Regions from separate parts of the Homo sapiens genome. Here region 1 is linked to region 2. Evidence: read pairs that join two places in POLR2A ChIA-PET (ENCODE). Cell type or tissue: Caco-2. All regions are shown on one strand. Links, peaks and the distances in the headings refer to the core of each region. The heading gives the core; the rest is flanking DNA.

Evidence for each region. Peaks named below come from ENCODE experiments on the same cell type or tissue, not always from the same donor. Only the 100,000 strongest peaks of a DNase experiment are listed, where the experiment ranks them.
Region 1: POLR2A ChIA-PET joins it to region 2 with 5 read pairs; 2 of 35 experiments call an interaction of 5 or more read pairs at or near these places.

Annotation. Positions count from the first base shown.
Region 1 is chr2:232,810,554-232,815,930 of GRCh38, forward strand. It overlaps GIGYF2 (GRB10 interacting GYF protein 2), which reads left to right. Exons shown (of 29, transcript NM_001103146.3): 17 at 691-798; 18 at 1,838-1,938; 19 at 5,084-5,184. Among named protein-coding and RNA genes, the nearest start is that of KCNJ13, 37 kb to the left of the region's middle. In Caco-2, for the core only: no CTCF peak of the experiment used is centred there; no DNase peak of the experiment used is centred there.
Region 2 is chr2:232,889,048-232,894,424 of GRCh38, forward strand. It overlaps NGEF (neuronal guanine nucleotide exchange factor), which reads right to left. Exons shown (of 15, transcript NM_019850.3): 7 at 3,851-4,003; 8 at 2,311-2,440. Among named protein-coding and RNA genes, the nearest start is that of SNORC, 21 kb to the left of the region's middle. RefSeq lists enhancers at 2,227-2,836, 2,837-3,445. In Caco-2, for the core only: no CTCF peak of the experiment used is centred there; a DNase peak (open chromatin) is centred at 1,949.

The sequences.
Region 1 (5,377 bases), core at 304-5,303, 78 kb before region 2:
CAAAGTCTGACCTTTGGGCTAAATCTGGCCTGCTCTCTATTTTTATATTTATAAGCAAAGTGTTACTGAAACAGACACACCTGTTGGTTTGTAGGATGTATATTGCTGCTTTTGCCTTATGATGGCAGAATTGAGTAGTTGCAACAGAGAGTATATGAGCTGCATAGATGAAACTATTTACTCTCTGGCCCATTACAAAAGTTTAACCCTGATCTAGTGAAGAAAAATTACCTAAATTTTTCCAAGTTGAAGACGATCAATGTATGAATTTTTATAGAAGTGTTACATTTTTTACAAAGGGTACGTCATATGGTTAAAGCTACTAATTTGAATCTGTTTCATTTTTCATTTGATTTCTGATAAAAGGTTATCTTTGGAGTTTACCAATTTTTGACATTCGTGATTTTAAAAATATTTTCTCTGAATAGACCACTTTGCACTGAATTGTGAATTTTTTTGCTATCCTCTTTCACTCGGAAACACGCCATCTATGAGTTCAGTTCTTTCTAGAATGAAGCATAGAATTTTCTATGTGTCTATTATCATAATGAAGAATTATAAAATATATTTGATAGCTATTTCTAATAATGTCTCCTGGGGGGCTTTGAATTGAACTTTGTCTTTCAGCATCTCAGCCATGTGAACTAAGTGTGGATTGACAGGTTATACTTTTTTTTTTACTTTTTGAAGACAACAATATGCACAGGTTTTGGCCCAACAGCAGAAAGCAGCACTGTCTTCCCAGCAGCAGCAGCAGTTGGCACTTCTTCTTCAACAGTTTCAGACCTTGAAGATGAGGTTGGTGGTCATTCCATTATGTGTCATATGGGGTGCATGTGTTGTGAAAGAAAGAGAAGAAAGGAGAAATTCTGGTATAGTGTGTGATTTCTGGCACTGGAACACTCCCAACACATACCTGCATGTTGTATGTAAAAAAGTATATTTTAAAAAAATATTTCAGGTGGAGATAAGCGTTTATTTGGTCTTTTACTCATAGATATAAATTTTGATTAATCAAAAGACCAAAGAATAATGGGAACTCTTGAGAAACAGTGTCATCTTGTGGAACCTGCGACAGAAAAACTGTAGCCTAGGATTTTAATTTCACTTTTACTCATAGTATCTCAAAGTATTAGCCACACCACAAAAGGTTGTAATTTTCTAGAACTCAGAAGCCATTAAGGTAGGTCTAAGGAAAAGGAAATTATGCTAGAAGTCTAGAAGAAATTTCTGCTGTTTCAGATTATCGTTCAGAGTAATATTTCTCCTGAACAAGTATCAGTCACTGCTCTTAAAAATCTTATTGTCTCATTAAGCCAAAACTGTTTATATTTCTTTTGAGCCTTAACCCATCCCATGAGGTAGGCAGTTTAGGTGGTAGGAGCTCCATTTTATGGATGGGCAAACTGGGACTCTGAGAGGCTGTAGGACTTGATTAATGTAACACACAGGAAACTCAGAACTAAAATGCAGACCTTTTTTCATTATAATATGCTGTCTCTGTGACTTCTATTGAGATGATCTGGGTTTTTTAAGATACGGATATACAGTATCTTTAAGATATACATATCTTTTAAGATATAGATATACAGTGGGTATATCCATCATTTAGAAGTCAATATGTATTACCATAGAGGATTCCAGAAGTGTGATCATTGTGCCCTTCTCTTTGTTCCACCCCAAACTGCTTTGGTAGTGTTAAGTTTTAGTAAAAGAGTGAAGGCGTTTTCTAGCCAAATAACCTGGAGAACCTGCTAATCTAGAAATTCCTCTTCATCTTTTTTTTTTTTTCCTGCAAATGACAAGAACAAGTTAATTTTTTATTTCCCTTTTGCAGAATATCTGATCAGAACATCATTCCCTCAGTAACTAGGTCTGTGTCCGTGCCAGATACTGGCTCTATCTGGGAGCTTCAGCCAACAGCTTCACAGCCTACAGGTAAAAACTTAGATTAACCTTTAGTACCACTCTGAGGATTCAGAGTCTAATAATAATTTTACAATTCAGTTCTTAAAAAATATATTAGGTTTCTGAATCCATTTTGTATTTGATATTAACAAAAGGTCCATTTTTTACTAGATCCAAGCAATATTGAAGGTGTTACTGAAAATATACTTTTAAGGATTTGTTTGAATTTATTTAGTGGATTTTTTTTTGAGTCAGCATCTCTTTTATGTTGTTCTGATCAGTGTGGAAAAATCATTTAAATTATTTTCGATCTCTTTAGCCAGATCGGGAAAAAAAGCATACATAAAAACATAGTAATGGTGACCTATTCTTTTGAGTTAGGAATTAATACAAGCTAGGCATGGTGGTGTGTGCCTGTAGTGCTAGCTATTCAGGAGGCTGAGATGGGAGGATTACTTGAGCCCAGGAGTTCCAGGCTGCAGTGAGCTATGATCATGCCAAGGCATTTCAGCCTGGGCAACAGAGCAAAACTCTAAGAAAGAAAAAAAAAAAAAGTAATTGGTGTTAACAAACACTGTAGGTACCCAGAAATTTTGGGAAAAGAAAAACCTGCTATGAATTGAGCACCTTTTCTCATTTTTATATTTTTACATCAAATTAGAAAATTTGGGGTTGAGATTATTTTAAGTCTTGGTATGGGTGAAGCACCGCTGTTTCTTTGCTTTCTTTTTTTTTTTTTTTTTTTTGAGACAGACTCTTGCACTGTTGCCCGGGCTAGAGTGCAGTGGTGCGTTCTCAGCTCATCGCAACCTCTGCTTCCCAGGTTCAAGCGATTCTTCTGCCTCAGCCTCCTAAGTAGCTGGGATTAATTACGCTATCACACCTGACTGGGTGTACGCTATCACACCTGACTAATTTTTGTATTTTTAGTAGAGACAGGATTTCACCATTGTGGCCAGTCTGGTCTCAAAGTGACCTCAAGTGATCCGCCCACCTTGGCCTCCCAAAGTGCTGGGATTACAGGTGTGAGCCACTGCGCCCAGCCGAGCACCTCTGTTTCTTATGGTCTAAATACTTGCAGAGATGGATAGTTTGGTCCATGGGTAGTCCTTTCAAGAGATTATAGTTGGTGTTGAAGATCCTCAAGAACTATAGGCCTTGGTGGAGTTTTTCTAGAGCTGTTGAGCCATTCAGGTCATGGTTCTGTTGTTAACACTGACCCCGCAGATTATTGCAGAAGGATGATTGTCTTCCCTCATCGACTTTCCATGCTGTTTGTACCTTATTTTTTCTTGATAGCCGTTTATAGTTAGGATGTTAAGAATACAGGTTGAGTACCCATCCCTAATCCAAAAGTCCACAATCCAAAATGGTTCAAAATCTAAAACTTTTTGAGCATTGACATGATTTCACAAGTGGATTTTTTTTTTTTTTTTTTTTTTTTGAGACAGAGTCTTGCCGTGTTGCTGAGGCTGGTGTGTAGTGGCACAATCTCGGGTCACTGCAACCTCTGCCTCCTGGGTTCAAGAGATTCCCCTGCCTCAGCCTCCCGAGTAGCTGGGATTACAGGCACCCACCACCACGCTTGGCTAATTTTTGTATTTTTGGTAGAGACGGTTTCACCACGTTGGCCAGGCTGATTTCAAACTCCTGGCCTCAAGTGATCCGCCTGCCTCTGCCTCCCAAACTGCTAGGATTACAGGCATGAGACATGGTGCCCAACCCATGATTGGACAATTTTACACGTAAATACTTAACACAAACATTTTTTTCATGCCTCAAATTATTTAAAAATGTTGCATTAAACTACCTTCAGGCTGGCTGGGTGTGGTGGCTCACGCCTGTAATCCCAGCACTTTGGGAGGCCGAGGTGGGTGGATCACGAAGTCAGAAGTTCGAGACCAGCCTGGCCAAGATGGTGAAACCCCATCTCTACTAAAAATAAAAAAAAATTAGCCAGGTGTGGTGTCGGGCACCTGTAATCCCAGCTACTCCGGAGGCTGAGGCAGGAGAATCGCTTGAACCCTGGAGGCGGAGGTTGCAGTGAGCCGAGATCACGCCACTGCACTCCAGCCTGGGTGACAGAGTGAGACTCCACCTCAAACCCCCCCCCCCCAAAAAAAAAGTACCTTCAGGCTATGTCTATAAAGTGTATATGAAAGATTAATAAATTTTATGTTGGATCTTATCCCAGAGATAGCTCATTATGTATATGCAAATATTTCAAAATCTGAAAAAATCCAAAATTTGAAATGCTTCTGGTCCCAAGCATTTTGGATAATGGATCCACAACCTGTATTCTGTAGTGTTTTGGAAACTTTTAAGTACTGTATTAAACAATTTATCTCTTTGGGTTTATATGCAGTCAAGTTCCTTTAAAAATAGTCCATTGGTTTTATACAGACAATATTTGATGGTGTATAAATAGACTATGATAGGAATGTAGAAATTAGAGAATGCTGAAAAGTGGTGCTAGAAAACTTCGCTGGCAATAGGAAAATGAACTCAGAAACCATTATCTGTTTGTTTACTTCCAAATGTGATCTTGCAGTGCCCTTCAGGTTAGCAGGACCAGGTCTCACTTGTAAGACCTGCCTGGCCTTTCCAGAGGTCTCCACAGCTCCAGCTGTAATGCTTACTTGCACTCCCTCTTTATTGAGATGAAATTCATTTAACACAAAATTAACCATTTTAAAGTGAATACTTCAGTGGCATTCACAATGTTGTGCAACCACCTACTTCTCTCTAGTTGGTGTGCAGTGAGAGGCTGTAAGGTTGCTGGAAATCTATGTGCTTTGGAGTGTAATACACTGGGATTTAAATCCTGGCATGACCACATGCTTGCCATGTGCCCTTGGGAGTGTTAGAAACTACTTCTGACCCTTAGTTTGTTCATCTGTAAAAATGGGGGTATGAATAGAAACATTATAGGGCTTTGTAAGGATGAAGTTAATTCCCTGATAAATGCCTGGTACTTCCCTTCATTCTAGATGTGTTGAAGGATATTCACAGAAACTAGAGTCCATTGGCAGTTCAGTCTTCTCAGAGGCAAAACAGATGTGTTTGGTGGAGCTCATTTAGGCACAGGGAAGCAGCTTTTTTCATGATTCCTACGGATATGTCACCATGTGTGTAAGCTCTGTCATTCCTCGTTGTTTCTTTTGTTGTCTTACAGTTTGGGAAGGTGGTAGTGTATGGGATCTTCCTCTGGACACCACGACACCAGGCCCTGCCCTGGAACAGCTTCAGCAGCTAGAGAAGGCCAAAGCTGCAAAGGTCTGAAACTCATTCTTCTGCAACAGTGCATTGTCATCTGGCTGCAGGACATAAACATTGCTGTTTATTCATCTCTCTAGCTAGCTATGCTTTTTACTTTCAGTTTACTGCTGCTTAGCTGGTATAAGTACATTCATATTGTATCTTTACTGTGCTCTCTTCTCCCAAAAAAAAAAAACTCAAAACAGAATTT
Region 2 (5,377 bases), core at 49-5,048:
CTGACAGCAGCCCAGGCCTCTCCTGTGGTCACCTGCCCGCCTCTGCCTGGCAGCCAAGCCAGAGACCTTCGAGACCCACAGCCACCTTCCTGCTTTTTCCATCCTGTATGTGGCCACCATGCCTGTCATTAACTGTCCCCCTACTTCCAAATCCCTGCTGAACAGCACGGTTTAGACGCCATCTTTTCTCACAGGCATAAAAGCTGCATCTGACCAGGTGGCATTGGTGGCCTCAGATGGAGGGCAGTATGGGTTCCTTAGCCTGGCACGTGCTCTCCCACGCCAGCCTCCACTCGGTGTGTCCCCAGCATGCTGCCTGATGTGGAGACTTGCCGTTCTCTCTGGAATGGTCCCTGACCCGCCACCCCTTTCTCTGAGCCCTTCCCTGAGTGCCCACCCCAGCTGTCCCCATTCCACCATTTCCTAATCACTGCATTTCCATTGCTTTTAATCTTACTGTTGGTTTTCATCTTATAGAAGCTAAGGTTTTAATATATTCATATATGCACTTTCCCTATAAAATGTCCTAAAATATTTTTCACTGCATAATTAGGAAATGTTACTGTCTTCTGTTTCACTTTTTCCAAGTTAAAAAAATATTTCCCACGGAACTGCGTTCATCACAGGTGTCTTCCGGTTTGGGGTCGCCATCCCGGCTTTGCCCTCACGTTCGTATCTCCATTAGCCCTGGGCCAGGGGCTTCTCCTGACAACTGCTTCCTTGGCCTCATGCTCCCAAACCCTTTCCTCCTGGGTCAGGCCTCCTCTCTGTAATTCTGCTCTTTCTGGAGTAGCTGCCCCTAGGTCTTTGGCCTCTCACCTGTCTGACCTCTGACCTCTGCTACCTGTGGCTCCCAGGTCCCCCTCAGCTCATGCTCCTCAGGGCCACAGCTGCACTCTATACCGTCCACTTCACCAGCCCAGCTGCCAATGGCTCCCTCTGCCCAGGGCATCAGTAGACAGGGCCCCAGCATCTGTCAGGCAGAGGGGGTCTCTGTCCTGCCTCACTGGGCCTGTCAGGTGGAGGGGGTCTCGGTCCTGCCTCACTGGGTTGTCAGGCAAAGGGGGTCTCTGTCCTGTCTCACTGGGGTTGTCAGGCGGAGGGAGTCTCAGTCCTGATTCTGGGTCTGTCAGGTGGAGGGGGTCTCTGTCCTGCCTCACTGGGCCTGTCAGGTGGAGGGGGTCTCTGTCCTGCCTCACTGGGCCTGTCAGGTGGAGGGGGTCTTGGGCCTGCCTCTGGGCCTGGCTGGAGCCTCCCTTTTCTGGAAGCCCCATCCCCCTGAGTCTCCCATGCCTCCAGCTCTGTGGGTTTCCACCTCCCTCACCGCTGCTCCTTCCCAGGCCTGGCTGCGTCCCTGAGTTTGGTCTCAGGCACCTTTCTCTCCTTCCTTGGCGGCCTCTTCGGTTAATTACCACCTTGATGCCAGCGAGTCCTGCCCAACTTCTCCCTTTAACTCTGACCTCTGACACTGAACTGTCCAAAGTCATCTCAAACTCAGTTCATCCTGCCCTGAATCCTGAGCCCTCCCCGCCCCAAGACGTCCCCATCTCAGCAACGGCTGCACACCCCCAAACTGCTCAAGGTAAAAGCCGAGGAATCACTCTCAGTCCTTCTCTCAGCAAGTCACTGATTTCAATTCCCTGACATCCCTGCCGGGCCCCCACTCCCCGACCCAGCCCCACAGGCCAGTGTAACCCCTTCCCCGTTTCCGTCACCCTCTGGAGCAGCCAGGGCCAGCTCCTAAAAGTGGGTCCGATCAGGTGACTCCCATCACACTGAGGACAGGACCCAATGTCTTCCCTGGAACTGCCTCTGTCCCCATCTCCACACCCACTCCCGTCCCCGTCATGTTCCCGAGATCGCTGCTGGCCTTTCTGTCCATGAACCTTGCAGTCTTGGGGCCTTTGCACAAGCGGTTCCCTCTGCGTGGAATGTTCTTTCCTCTACCTGCCCCCACCAGCTCCTCCCTGTCAGCCAGGTCTCAGCTTACACGTCACGTGTCTTTCCTGACCCGCCCCCATCGCTGCAACTGGCAGTGGCCAGCCAGCCACCCCTGTCGTGTCGGCCCATTTGGCTGTCCCCAGGGCCATGCCCACTTCCTGGCTGTGCATGGTTCGGTCTCTCCCCTCTGCGATGGGCTCCCTGGGAGCAGGCGCTGCATCCTCACTGCCCAGGAACGTGCTTGGCACACATGGGAGGAGCTTAGTATCTGTTGAACCAGTAGACCTCCTAGAAAGCTGACAGGGCCCGGGAATGACCACAGCAAAGCCTGGGAAGCCCCGTCTGTGGGTCAGGTGGAGGAGGCTGTACCTGGACCAACAGCTTGAGGCGTGTGATCCTCTGGAAAGGCAGGATGAGGAAGGAGGAGAAGGGCAGCCCCCTGCACTTGGGGTCGAGCTCTAGCTGCGCGATCAGCTCCCGGAAAGCTGCCTTCTCCTGGCTGGGGACACAGACAGGTGGAGTAGGTCTCTGAGCTGCAGGAGGCATGAACTGGAGACTCCTCCTCCCCATCCACAGCCTCCCAGGATCCAGACGACCCACGGGCTCAGAAAACATGTTGATTTCTTTCTTTGTTTTTTTTCAAAAGGAAAATAGACTGTTCACGTAAAAGTCAAATAACAATAGTGGCTTCACATGCCTGGCCTTGAAGACTTGGCACAATATGCTGCTGTGTGTGGGAGGATAAGGATTCCTTGTGTGGCCAAGTCTGTGAATCAGATGCACAATTAGATGATTTCACCCAGCGGGAAACTGTGGCAAGGTAAACCCACGTAGTGACAGGAACGGGCAGCAGGCTAGAGACACCACCAGGACAGCCTGCACTATTTCTGACAGGTGGGCTCAGCGGTGGGCTGGGCCACAGCGCTGATGAGGGCTGGGAGAGCTGGAGGTGAGCTCGGCCCCATGCATGTCAGCAGGGATGGCAGGGACGGCAGGGACAGCAGGGACAGCAGGGACGGCAGGGACAGGTGCTCAGCCTGTCACTCAGCCTCTGTGCTCACACGGCCTGGCGGGGGCCACAGCGGCAGGCTCTTGGGTGCTGTGAATGATTCCTAATCTGCCACATGCTTGCCTTCTCAATGTTTATCCTCAAAAATTGCATCCTCATTCCCTCCAATTCCAATTTTCCTTCACCAACTGTTAAAACATCCAAATGCCCAAAGACTCAGGCTTGAAACGTGCACCATGAACTCCATGTCTTGGTGGAAAAGCCAGTGAGGCGCAATGTGCAGACGCCACAACTGGAAAACTCCCTGGGTGCTTCTGTGCGGAGCCAAGACGGCCTCCCTGGCTAACCCCAGGCACTGAAGTGCGAACCTCAGTGCGCAGAATTCAGAAGAGGCACGCTGGCTGGAAAATTACCTTGTCAACTAAACCTCAGAGAAAGTTTACAAAATGGGCAGATTAGCAATCAATGCCCCGGCGCTGCTGGAGGAGCCCCACCGAGGCTCCTTCCCATCCTGTCCCTGCCCTTGTCGCTAGTTCAAGCCCCGTCTCTGATGTCCTGGGCTTTGAATTGTCCACATGACCTCACTTGACCTCAAGCTCTCTTTTCTAACTGCACAGTGCTCTGCTCAGCCATTGGATCCAGGTCCAGTGGATGCTACGCTGATTCTCTTGGGGTCTGGCTGGGCTAATGTTTCTCTAGTGACACCAATACACCCTAGAACGTGCTGGGTTGGGACACTGTCACCAGTATCCCTGGCCAACTCCGGTGGCTCATGTGGACCTTGGGAACGCAGAGGTAAAGGACCATGAAGTGTCACCGTGTAAGGAGCCTGGGCCAGCACTGGTATGGCTGCCCCGGGCACCTCCCCCTGCCCCTGAGCCCCTTGCCGGATACACTCACAGCAGCTGCTTATAGGTCCGCTCCTGGTAGGTCTGATTGCTGACGTAGGTGATGTAGACAGAGAAGTGGTCGGCCGCATAACGGTACACAATGTCACACACGTCAGAGATGACGATGTTCTCCTCCATCCGGTGCTCCAGCTCCAGGAGGAACCTACGAGAGGCAGCGGCTTGAGGCGGAGGGTGCCCGGGGGGTAGGGTGGGGAATTGTCTCACCAAGGGCAGCATGCGAGCCTGACTTGGACATTGGACATAGCAGTGTGCACGGTGAGCGTACAGGCCGACAAGATCCATCGGCAGGGGCACCGAGCACTGGTGGTGTATTTGGTCATCTTGAAGAATGACTGTGTTTTCACGGGGCTGATGGTGCTGGGAGCACCAAGAGACCTTATCTTTCAGGTATGTGCTGATGTGTTTGAGGATAAAATAGATGACCATGGGGATCTGCTTCAGAAGGGTCCCCTGGGGGGTAGGGACTGGCCCCTGGGCTGACCACTGCTGACGCTGGTGAGCAGCGCACATGGACATCTACCTCTGCATGTTTGGAATTTTCCACAGTAAAATACAAATACATAAGACAGAAGTGCCGTGGCAGGGCCAGGCGCAGTGGCTCACGCCTGTAATCCCAGCACTTTGGGAGGCCGAGGCGGGCGGATCACCTGAGGTCAGGAGTTCGAGACCAGCCTGGCCAACATGGTGAAACCCTGTCTCTACTAAAAATACAAAAAATTAGCCGAGTGTGGTGGTGGACGCCTGTAATCCCAGCTACTCGGGAGGTTGAGGCAGGAGAATCGCTCGAACCCAGGAGGCGGAGGTTGCCATGAGTTGAGATCGCACCATTGCACTACAGCCTGGGCAAAAAGAGTGAAACTCTGTCTCAAAAAAAATAAAAAAGAAGTGCCGCAGCAGAAGCCCAGGGGTCTCACAGGCCACTCTGGCCCCAGTCAGCCATCACCTCCCAAACCCACCAGAAGGCGCTGCCACGAAGGGGTGAGGGGGCTGCAAACAGAAGTGAGAGTGTCAGTGTGGAGGAGAGACCCACTTGGAGGCCCACAGAGAGTGAGCAGCTCCCAGGGTGCCACATGTGATGCTGAGCGGATCCCCACTGCTCAGAGCGGGGCTGCGCCGGGCCCCACCTTGGTTTCCCATCTGATCACCAGGCACTGTCCCAGCTGAGCCCCATGTGGCTTCTGGCTGCAAAACTCCATGGCCTGCCCTGGGGATGGTAAGTGCTCTTTCATCCTGGCCACATGATTTGGTTCCTTTCCTTTTCAAAGGATTCAATGGGCAGATGTCTGTCTACTCTTCCTCCGCTGCAGCTCGGCCCAGGCTTCACACAGTCCCTGCTGGAAGCACAGCTCCCAGAGCTGTGGAAAACGCACTCAGGAGGTGAGGATGTGGGAATCCAGGGCTGCACCCTGCACAGGGCCTGAGGCCCTGCATGCGCCACTGGGGCTTTCTGCTAGGGTAAGGAGCAGCTTACATGGACACCTTCTGTCCCTGTCACAAGACTCCCGTGGACCTGCCT